2 separate regions of the Homo sapiens genome follow, and region 2 is linked to region 1. A link is a contact called in ENCODE Hi-C or POLR2A ChIA-PET data. All regions are on one chromosome and are shown on one strand. Each heading gives the region's core, a stretch centred on a gene start or an enhancer-like site at or near the end of the contact. The rest is flanking DNA. Distances are from core to core; before and after follow the strand shown. Region 1 has its middle 360 kb from the start of NR2F2-AS1. Region 2 overlaps NR2F2-AS1 (NR2F2 antisense RNA 1).

Region 1 (4,933 bases), core at 1,988-4,487:
ATGGATCCAAGTTTGTGCTCTAGGGCAACAATTGCCCGCAATGTCCTCCCGAACAGGTCAGCCCTCTGGCTTTGCCTACATTTCCAAGTCTGGCTTCTAGGGAAAATCTGATGACCCAGCAAAGTTGGCCTATGCTTCATCATGGCAAGCCCCACTTGAGTGAGCAGTAGCTTCTCCCTTTGGGCAGGGAATGTGCTTTCTGGTTCTACACACTCTACCTAGTCTGCTGCACTCTTGACCACTGCCTGGCTGGCCGCTGTAGATATTTGAGTTTGAATTCCCTGGTTTAAATGGTGCTGATACGATCAAGTGAGAAGTGATTTGCCACGAGGCTTATGGTTCTCTAAAGCAGGTTTTCCCAACCTTGGCACTATTGACATTTTGAGCTAGATGATTCTTTTCTGTAAGGGCTACCAAAGTATTCTAAGGTGTTTAGCAATATCTGTGGCCTCTGTTCACTAGATACCAGTATTGTAATCCCACCCTGACAATTATGACAACCAACAATGTCTCTCAATATTGTCAAATGTCTCTTGGGGGACAAAATCATCCTCGGTTGAGAATCTTCTCCTTGGAACACACTATTCTTGAGTCTCAAAACACTTAAAAATAGTCAAGCAAATAGAGTCTCTATTTGAGTAAACAGCATTGTACCAATGTCAGTTTCCCGGTTTTGAAAATGCATTACAGATATGCATAACATTTTGTGCATTGGAGAAGGCTGGTACAAGGGAAGTCTCTGTGCTATTTTTACAATTTATATGCCTCGAACTATTTTTAAAGTTATTTAAAAATTAAAGAAAAGGTGAAAAAAATGAATAAATGAATGTGTGCTGAAATGTACACTTCTTTCTCATTTTTAATAGAGTGTATTTGATTTCCTTGAGGGTAGTAAACCTCACAGGTTATAGCTCTCTATCCCAGGTGCTTAGTATAGAAAACCTTCAGGAAATATTTGAAGTGTTTTAAGGTAATTTAAGAGCAGCTCAGAAGACAGGAACTCATGGATATGTATTGACCACTTAGTAATCTCTTGAAAGAAAAGAAGTTACCTTTCTCCATAAAGCAATAAGCAAAAGAAGACGACTAAGGAGAAAATAAAAAGAACAAGGAAGAAATTTGGATTCCTGAACTCATTTGATCTATTTAACAAAGGGAAGCACATTTTAAAGTTGAGAAAGAAAGAAAAATGGAAGGAAGGAAGGAAGGAAGGAGTAGGGAGGAGATATGGAAAGAAGGAAGAAGGAAGCGAAGGGAAGGGAAAGGAAAAAAAGGGAAGGAAAGGGAGGAGGGAGGGAAGGAAGGGGGAAGGAAGGAGAGAGAGAAACAGAGGAAAGCTGAAAGGGAAAAGAAGTTATTCTTATAATGATTCTCTGTTATAAACACATTTTGAGCAGATTGTAAAAAGCAATTCAACAGAAATTAGATTACAAAGAGCACACAGTACGCTAAGTGTGACTGTATTATACAAACAGGGAATTAATTAGTTTAGAACATGGTTTTTCCATTAAGATCTGCAAACATGTGAGTCTTATTGGTGACAGTCTTGGGTCTTTCCCTTAAGGTCATGTGAGCCCTGGCAGCATGACGTTTCTAGGCTATGGTCCTGGCCCACTAGTATCCACTGCAATTAGTCACTTGATCTTTAGGCAGTGACACCTGGATTCGTGGGGGGAATTTCTACATCATTAGAAGAAAACTGCTTACTTCCATTTCAGCATTTGTTTAATCAGTGGACATAGGCAGTGACATTTCAGTTAGGCTGGTACAAAATGGTAATGGAACACTTCCTCATAGGTTTTTTGGTCAAATTTTCCCTCCAAAAATAAAGAAAATGGTTTTAATTTTACATTAATGCATTAAACCACTTACTAATAATTCTAATAATCAACAGCTAATAGATCTGTGGAGTGTTTCCATCACTCTGATAGCTTATTGGGCCATACTACAAATGTATTATTTTATTTTAATATGATCACATTGGATTTGATTTGCTTGGGCTGTTATAAAAAGGCTTCGTGGTAATCTCTGGTTGTAAATCATGGACACCTGGCAGTTTGTTGGGGTTTTTTTGCTCGTTTTTTTTTTTTTTTTTTGAGATGGAGTTTTGCTCTTGTCACCCAGGCTGGAGTGTAGTGGCGCGATCTCGGCTCAATGCAACCTCCGTCTCCCAGGTTCAAGCGATTCTCCTGCCTCAGCTTCCCGAGTAGCTGAGACTACAGGCGCCAACTACCACGTGTGGCTAATTTTTGTATTTTTAGTACAGACGGGGTTTCCCCATGTTGGCCAGGCTGGTCTCGAACTCCTGACCTCAGGTGATCCACCCACCTCGGCCTCCCAAAGTGCCGGGATTACAGGAGTCAGCCATCGCGCCTGGCCCTGGCAGTATTTTTTTTTAATGTACCTGTATTCAGATGAAAAGAGGCTAGAAAGATGTTTAAGAACTCCAAGCATTCTAAATACAAATAACATATGATGAAAACTTCAGATTTACAGTTGACAAGTTTGGCCAGAGCTGAGAGCATTCATAATATATTGTTTTATCTTTATCATAACCCTATGAGTTCAGTAATAGTTTTTCTATTTAACATAGTAGGACATTTAGCTTCAAAGAAGTGAAACAATTTGTTTAGTGTTGCACATATGAGAAAGAACTGTATTTCAACTCTGGTGTGAATTCAAACTTGAAGTCCATACGCTTTCCGTTTTCCACTGCTGCCTGTATGGACGCACGCACACGAACAGTACTGATACTGTGAAAGGAAAGTATGATGAAATTGAAGAACATAAGCAAAGGGGTGCCCATCCCTCAGGGCTGGTGCTGCCTGCTCTCTTCCTCACGGTTACCTAAAAATTCATCACGAGGAATCAAGGAATCCAGGAGAGGCACTTTCTATTACAACTCTGCTAGCAACTGGATTTCCATCACAAGTACCAACAAGGAAATACCCGTGCAAGCCTTCATAAGGCCCTCCAATCTCATGCCCGATTTCTTCCTACACAATAACCCCATGCCTGCCGCTCTTGTAATGAGAGCAGCTTTGCCACCCCCTAGTCCTCTCGTTTTAATTTCTGCTCTGTAGCATCCTTTATCACAAGGGAAGCACAGACTCAGCCATTCTCCCAGCATCTCTCCATTATCAAATACACTTCTTGTTCCCACTACTGGCTGCTTGGGGAGATGTTAACTGATTCCCTGGTTTAAATCTGCAGCACTTCAAAAGACTTTTCTGTCTTCACTAGCGCCAGTGCCTGGCACATGGCCACAGCCAGGAAGCTGAGGTTTGCTCTTGAGTCCCAATGCAATCATGCACTGTCTGCTTCTCGCTGCTCCCAAGTTCTGAAAGTGTTTTCAAAAATCCTCTGTGTTGCAAGAATGAAAATTGACTCAAGATAGCCAGAACCATCCAGCTGCTGAGAAAAACCTATCTGCAACAGAGCGATTAGAGAGGAACGTTTCTGCTGGAGGAAGGGCAGGACTTGAATAGCCAGCGAAGTCCTTCTGTGAAGAAGGAGAAGTGAGGAGGCCGGGATGACTTCTCCTCATTCCAGCATTTATTAGTCACTGACTCTGCACCACAGTAGGCTGTGGCAGTGCAGAGCTTCCACAAAGAAACACATGCTCCTGAACATCTGGCAGTGGACAAATCAACCACGCAACAAATATGATCCTGGAGGTGCCTGGGCAAGGGGCTGGAGACAACTGGAAGAGAGACACAATGCCTGTCCTCAAGGAGATGACTTCTTCAAAGAAAGAGAGGGCAGACAAATTCATCTTTATAATGGTTAAAGAGAAGCACGCCTGGCTTGCCTTGTGTTTGGCAGGGTGGGGGGCACGCATGCCTGCCCATTTGCGTGTGTCTCTAGTCAGTGTGAGGTTATGGCAGGAAAGGCAGGGTTGTCTTAAACAGGCTTTAACTGTAAGGATATGGGCACTGTACGCAATGAGAGTATCTCATACAACTAGACCAGCAGCCTGGAGGTTGGGGACATTCACACCACTTGAGCCCCTAGCATATTCCAAAGGGAGTGGGGCTTGGAGATCAGACTGCAAGATAAAAGTGCGACGGAGAGGAGGCAGGCCTCAATGCTGCAGGACTGGGCCTGGACTTGCTCTCTGCAGGGTTTCTTAATTTTCTGTTTAGAGAGTGGTCTGGTTAGTTCTGCATCTTAGAAAGGTCCCTCTGGCCACCATAGAAAAGCGGGATCAAAGCCAGTGAGACCTAAGGCAGAGGAGTCAGTGAAAGAGTCCAAAACAATTGTTCCAAAAAGAGGCCACTGGGGCCTGAGTATCGGGAGCACTGAGGCCCAGCTTTGCCCTCGTCAGTCCTGCAAGACACACTGATCAGTTAGATGGGAGACTAGAGGGGAGAGATGAACTGAGGGTGACTCCTGGTTTCTGTCTTAAATGTCAGGGAATAATAGCAGATAAAGAATGTATATGTGTGTTGCGGGTGGAGTGGGGCAAAGAGGATGCTAACTCTTCATGAATAGCCAGAAGATGAATTTAGAAGTCCCTGGATATGCCCATCACGAGCTTAGGTGAGATGTTAGGGATTCTAGGTCCAGATTTGGGAGACAGAAGAACGGACAAGGTTGCCCAGGATTTTGCAAAGGATAGAAACTCCAGGGAGCATATCTTCTCAAGTAGCAGAAGGCTCAAAAAATTTCAGTTATCTCAAAGGGGCAAATGTGCTGCAAGATGTAGAAGGCAGCAGAAGGCTGAATTGGGGACCTTCTTGACAGCCCTCTCTGCCCAAGGTCCTGTCAGGTCAGCTGAGCCTGCTTGTATGGCCCTTGAAGCTCAGTGATCAAATGAGCACAAAGGAGATAATAACTAACAGCTAGTTTATAAGGATGAAGAGAAATTTGCATACAGTATATACAAAGTGCTTAGTACATAACTGGTGCTTGAAAACAGGCATTATATTTT
Region 2 (5,108 bases), core at 1,430-3,929, 260 kb after region 1:
CAACACTGCTGAGGGTCTGGACTAAAAAGAACTTTGGAACACAAGGTTCTGGGAAGACATGGGAAGCCAAGATGGAAGAGAATGCTGTGTGTTTCCCAGATGGTGCCAGAAACTCAGTCTGATGCGCTCTTTCACAAAAGCCATTATGAGACTCAGGTCCAAACTGTACTGCCTACAGGCTAAAGTGATGAAGTGAGACACACAGACAGAGGGATCTGCCCCACACACTTCACCACAGACTTCACAGCCACTCTGACTCCTCCAGGAACAACAGTGGAGAACTGCTGGGCCCAGTGGAGCCCAGATGAAGCAAAAGAAGGGACCAGCCATGACAGGTGGTCTTGTTGGGGCCATGGAAGGATCTCAAGAGCTATGAATGTTCATTTGACTTCATGTATTCCCATAACTGAGACCTAGGAATATCCAGGTGCCCTTTGTGTATGGAGTGTTGGATTGAACTTGCATTACTCACCTAAAATATGTGCATAAAATTTGCGAAGTTTAAATTTAAAATTTGAGCATCACTTCAAGAACACTTAGCACTAAGGTCCCTGAAATGCTCATTGATGATATGAAGCTGAATAAGAAAGCCTGTCCCTAGGGTTCCTTTCTCTAGGACAGACACACCACCAACACTGGCATATCTCTTCTGTGTATTAGCAAAGAATTTTGTTAGCATATCTTCATACAGCTTCTAAGAGACCTAAGTTATTAACACTCATTTAGTCCCATTGTGTAAACACTGGGAGAATCTGGCTGTCTTTTAAAATGCATTCAGTATTCATAAAACCTAAAAAGTATGGCTTACCTTCACAAAATGATTGGTGTCCATAATTGTGAGTGTCAATATATGTCTAGAATTTAGCATTTACCTTGTGATACACAATGAAGAAAATACAACTAACTACTCTTGAGAAAATAACTCAAACTCTCTAGGTGGGGAATAGATTAGTCCATCAAGGATACAAGCGAGGAACACTTACTAACTATAAAAAAAAAAAAGTTGCAATATCAGAAGCCTTTTAGTAACACGGTAGCCTAAACAGAGGAGAACAATTCAGAACTCAATTGTTTCTTCTAGCTTCTGGCCAAAGCTCTGACAAGAAAAATACCATCTAAATACCAAAGAAAGTTTTATTGTATATGCTTTTTGGTTTTTGTTTTGCTATACAAGAAATTATTAAAATTTACACTTGTAAAACTAGTTATATAAATCTTTCCTCCCACACCATCCTTGTCCCCTTAGCAGTTATTAAAGCAGGTGTGTTTTCCCTGAATTGGATAAAATACCATCAAGGTCCAAAATAAAAGAATTACTAGCAAACTTTGATGAATTCTAGAAATTGATACAAGAATAAAATTGTATCATCTCCTTAAACAAGACTATTGAGGGCTGGACGCAGTGGCTCACGCCTGTAATCCCAGCACTTTGGGAGGCCGAGGCGGGCAGATCACGAGGTCAAGAGATCGAGACCATTCTGGCCAACATGGTGAAACCCCGTCTCTACTAAAAGTACAAAAATTAGCTGGGCATGGGGGCACTCGCCTGTAGTCCCAGCCCCTCGGGAGGCTGAGGCAGGAGAATCGCTTGAACCCAGGAGGCAGAGGTTGCAGTGAGCCGAGATGGCGCCACTGTACTCCAGCCTGGAGACAGAGCGAGACTCCATCTCAAAAAAAAGAAAAAAGACTATTGAAAAATTTTACCCAGTTAATTCAAAGCTTCTTCGTGTGGGGGAAAACAACAAAACAACAACAACAACAACAACAACAAAACTCTTAGTATGAATGAATATTTTAGCATTTTGAAAGCAGGTCTTTGTGAGAAAATTCCATAAACAAAGAAAACTTTTAGATGTGTCAAATTCAACAATCTGCTTACGTTGGTGACATGAAACACACTAAGTCTTTCAGGAGGTCCAACTTTAAAAATATTTTAAATGACCAATGACATGAAAGTATGAATTTGCTTCACCCTTTTCTTTTTGATATCAGTGATATATTAAGGAAAAGATAAAGTAACTCTTAACAAAGTAACATTTTATTTCCCATGATTAGGTCTGTTGACAAATATAACAGGTATAACCAAAGTTTTATTAAGCAGTTAAATTTCCAATCTTGGTAAAAGATATCCAGAACCAGTCCACATTTGTATTTTAAATGTTTTTGTTTAACTCTTCTGCAGGAAAAAAAAAAAAGTGTTCCTCAGTCATTCATATGTGATACGAGATTCAGTGCATCTTGCAAAATATTATGTAAATATTTGAAAAAAACTGCTCTTTTCAATTGCAAGAAGGCAAACTGTAAAACGCATATTGTGTGGCAGCATAGATTTACTGTTTCAAATTGGATGATGCAGGCAAAAGTACTTTGTAAGTGGTAAATAAAGTTCTGCATATTTGCAAGTTATTCAAACTGCTTGTGAAGCTTCCTACATGAAGTTGATGGTGGTGGTGATAATGAATAACAATAGCTATTATTTACTGAGTGAGTGTGCCAGCCACCATTCTAAGCACTTAACATATATTTGCTTATTTATTACTCAGAAGAATTGGTGGAAGTTTGGTTGAAGTAGATACTCTTATTATTGCCACTTGACAGATAAACACTGACAGTACAAAGAAGTTAAGTAAATTGCCTTAGGTCATACAGCTCATCACCTTATGACTATTAAAGTAGTTCTTCATGACTTCACGCAACTGTAGTCACAAATGAAACTGCTGGCACAGAATTTATGAATTACTGTCTAGTTAGAATATATGATCCAGGTAACCCAACCTATGGCCACATTTCTTTTTGGTTATTAAAGTAAAAGCACACATGCGAACTTATTTAGATACCCAAAGATATGGCAGGCATCTTTGAACTAACGCACAGACTTGTTCTCTTTGTTTGAAATTGATTCAAATGAGTCATATGATCTGTACAAATGCTCTTCCTGTTCTAGAGTAAGACATGCTAAATGTTTAATAAATGAGTGTGTGCTTCCCAGTGTGGCAGTGTTTGCCTTTCTTACTTGGTGTGTTACTCAGAAATCTTTGGTTTGCTGGCTGGGTGCAGCAGCTCACACCTGTAATCCCAGCACTTTGGGAGGCCGAGGCAGGTGGATCACCTGAGGTCAGGAGTTCGAGACCAGCCTGGCCAACATCATGAAACCCCATCTCTACTAAAAATACAAATAATAATAATAATAATAATAATAATAATAATAATAACTGGGCGTGGTAGTGCATGCCTGCAATTCCAGCTGCCTGGGAGGTGGAGACAGGAGAATTGCTTGAGCCCGGGAGGTGGAGGTTGCAGTGAGCCAAGATTGCGCCACTGCACTCCAGCTTGGGTGATAAAATGAGACTGTGTCTCAAAAAAAAAAAAAAAAATCTTTGGTTTGCCATGAGTAAAAAGTCAACTGAAACCAACTAAAACCAAAAAGGAGAAACATATTAGTTCCAATAAGTGAGGAGTTTAGAGAGTTCAGTTTTCAGGTGTGGCTGGATCCAGGTACTCAAGTAATGTCATCATGCGCATCTAACTATTGCTCCTGCTCTGTGCTGCTCTGCTTCCTTCTCCATTGGCATCCTTCATCAGGCTTTCTTCACTGCAGTTAATGGTTTATATGTGGCTCTTCTAGAAGTGAGCATACTTCTTTCTTTACATCTCCAACCAATGTCTCAGGCAAGCCTTGTATTGGCAGAGCCTGGTATCATGTACCCATCTCTGAACAAATCACTTCCTTCAGAAGAATAAGACATCTGACTGGCTAATCAAGAAGTAGGAGGAGGAGAAAGTGGGGGGAAGGGAAGAGAACATAGAGAAGATGATGGTGATAAATGGACATGTGACATAAGAGTAGCCTCTCGTAGCCCAGAGGTGTCTTGCTGATTTTTATCTTTAATGTTATCTCAAAAATTTAGCTTCCAAAAAACAAAAAGAAATAGACCATTCCATCTCCTCTTTAGGTTATGTTGTTTATTTGTGCCTTATTTATTTTATTTAAAAGAAAATACTACAGAGTAGCTTTGAACAAGGCAAGGCTTATATGGATGATGCCATTTAGGAGCGAGATAGTTTCTTTCTCTGCTTCATTGTACTTGGTGATAATTATAATCGGTGCCCATGGTGACTCTTTATTGTGTCATTCCAATAAATTCACATTCATATTTAAAATCATAAATTAACAAGGGTTACTACAAAGTGTTCCTTATTACACATTTATAATTTCTCAGACACAAGGAAAATAATGGGAGTTTCCCTGTGGTCATTTGTCACATAATAATATCCTTCCGCCCTGCTGCATACAAAGGTCCCATTGATTGGAAGAGCAGCTACACTTGTGCGCAGGGCCAAAGGATTGGGGAAATTCTCAACTGGTTTAACAAGAATGAGCACCACACATTCTGAAAGGTCTGCAGTGACCAAGTCACCAAAACTGGGTCTGCAATGAGAATTGGGAAAAATTAGAGAAGTGCCTTTAGGCAACTAGAAACTGAGAGACCGAGAGTTCACATAAGAGCAAATGAGTATCTTGGGCCATGCCTTATATTTCTCCTGAAATTTCTTCCCACTCTCAACAGAGAGAGAGAGAGCCAAGGGAGAGAGCTATTCCATAGCCACATGGGTGCCGGTCCTCACACCCAGACCCTGAAGCCCCCGTAGCATTACTGAGAATTATATTCTCCCCCTTCCCTTGACTTTTTTGTTGAACTTTTCTTTTTCTTTTAGACCCAGGACAGAACATTGAGTAAGTCATACTCCTCAACTCATAGCACGCTATCGTTACAAGTTTGTGCCAAGCCCTTCACTCATGTGTTCATTAACTTTTATCTCCTTTTCCCCTTCCATTTTCCTCCCACAACCCATAAACAATAGCAGTATTGTGTTCGATGACATCCTTGAGTTTGTATGCATTCTCATAAGACACCCCAAATTTCCTTGCTCTGTCTGTATATGTACCTTATATACACATACGTTTATGTATAAGCATATATATACATACATGTTTACATATATACACATATGTATGTTTATACATAAATGGTGCCCACAGATGTTTTTGTGGTTTTCCTCCCTCTTAGTCAGTTTTTAAGATTTAATCTGCACTGCTTCATACTGCT

What was found. Hi-C counts contacts between places; a loop is a spot of excess contacts on that map. ChIA-PET counts read pairs that join two places held with the same protein, here RNA polymerase II (POLR2A). Pooled maps may share reads with other maps.
Region 2: a loop to region 1 is called in a map with no recorded cell type, with 2.7 times the contacts of the local background. The contact joins two enhancer-like sites. A Hi-C loop is called at or near these places in 1 of 168 maps with a recorded cell type or tissue (GM12878), 4 of 37 single-sample maps with no recorded cell type and 3 of 50 pooled maps. POLR2A ChIA-PET finds 5 or more read pairs at or near these places in 1 of 52 experiments (GM12878).

What each region holds. Positions count from the first base shown.
Region 1 is chr15:95,968,939-95,973,871 of GRCh38, forward strand. No RefSeq gene overlaps it. Among named protein-coding and RNA genes, the nearest start is that of NR2F2-AS1, 360 kb to the right of the region's middle. Within about 2 kb of position 3,238, at least 4 of the 41 ENCODE cell types and tissues checked have a DNase peak (open chromatin) inside an H3K27ac peak, as active enhancers do.
Region 2 is chr15:96,228,157-96,233,264 of GRCh38, forward strand. The region is part of intron 2 of NR2F2-AS1 (NR2F2 antisense RNA 1); the gene reads right to left. Among named protein-coding and RNA genes, the nearest start is that of NR2F2-AS1, 96 kb to the right of the region's middle. Within about 2 kb of position 2,680, at least 4 of the 41 ENCODE cell types and tissues checked have a DNase peak (open chromatin) inside an H3K27ac peak, as active enhancers do.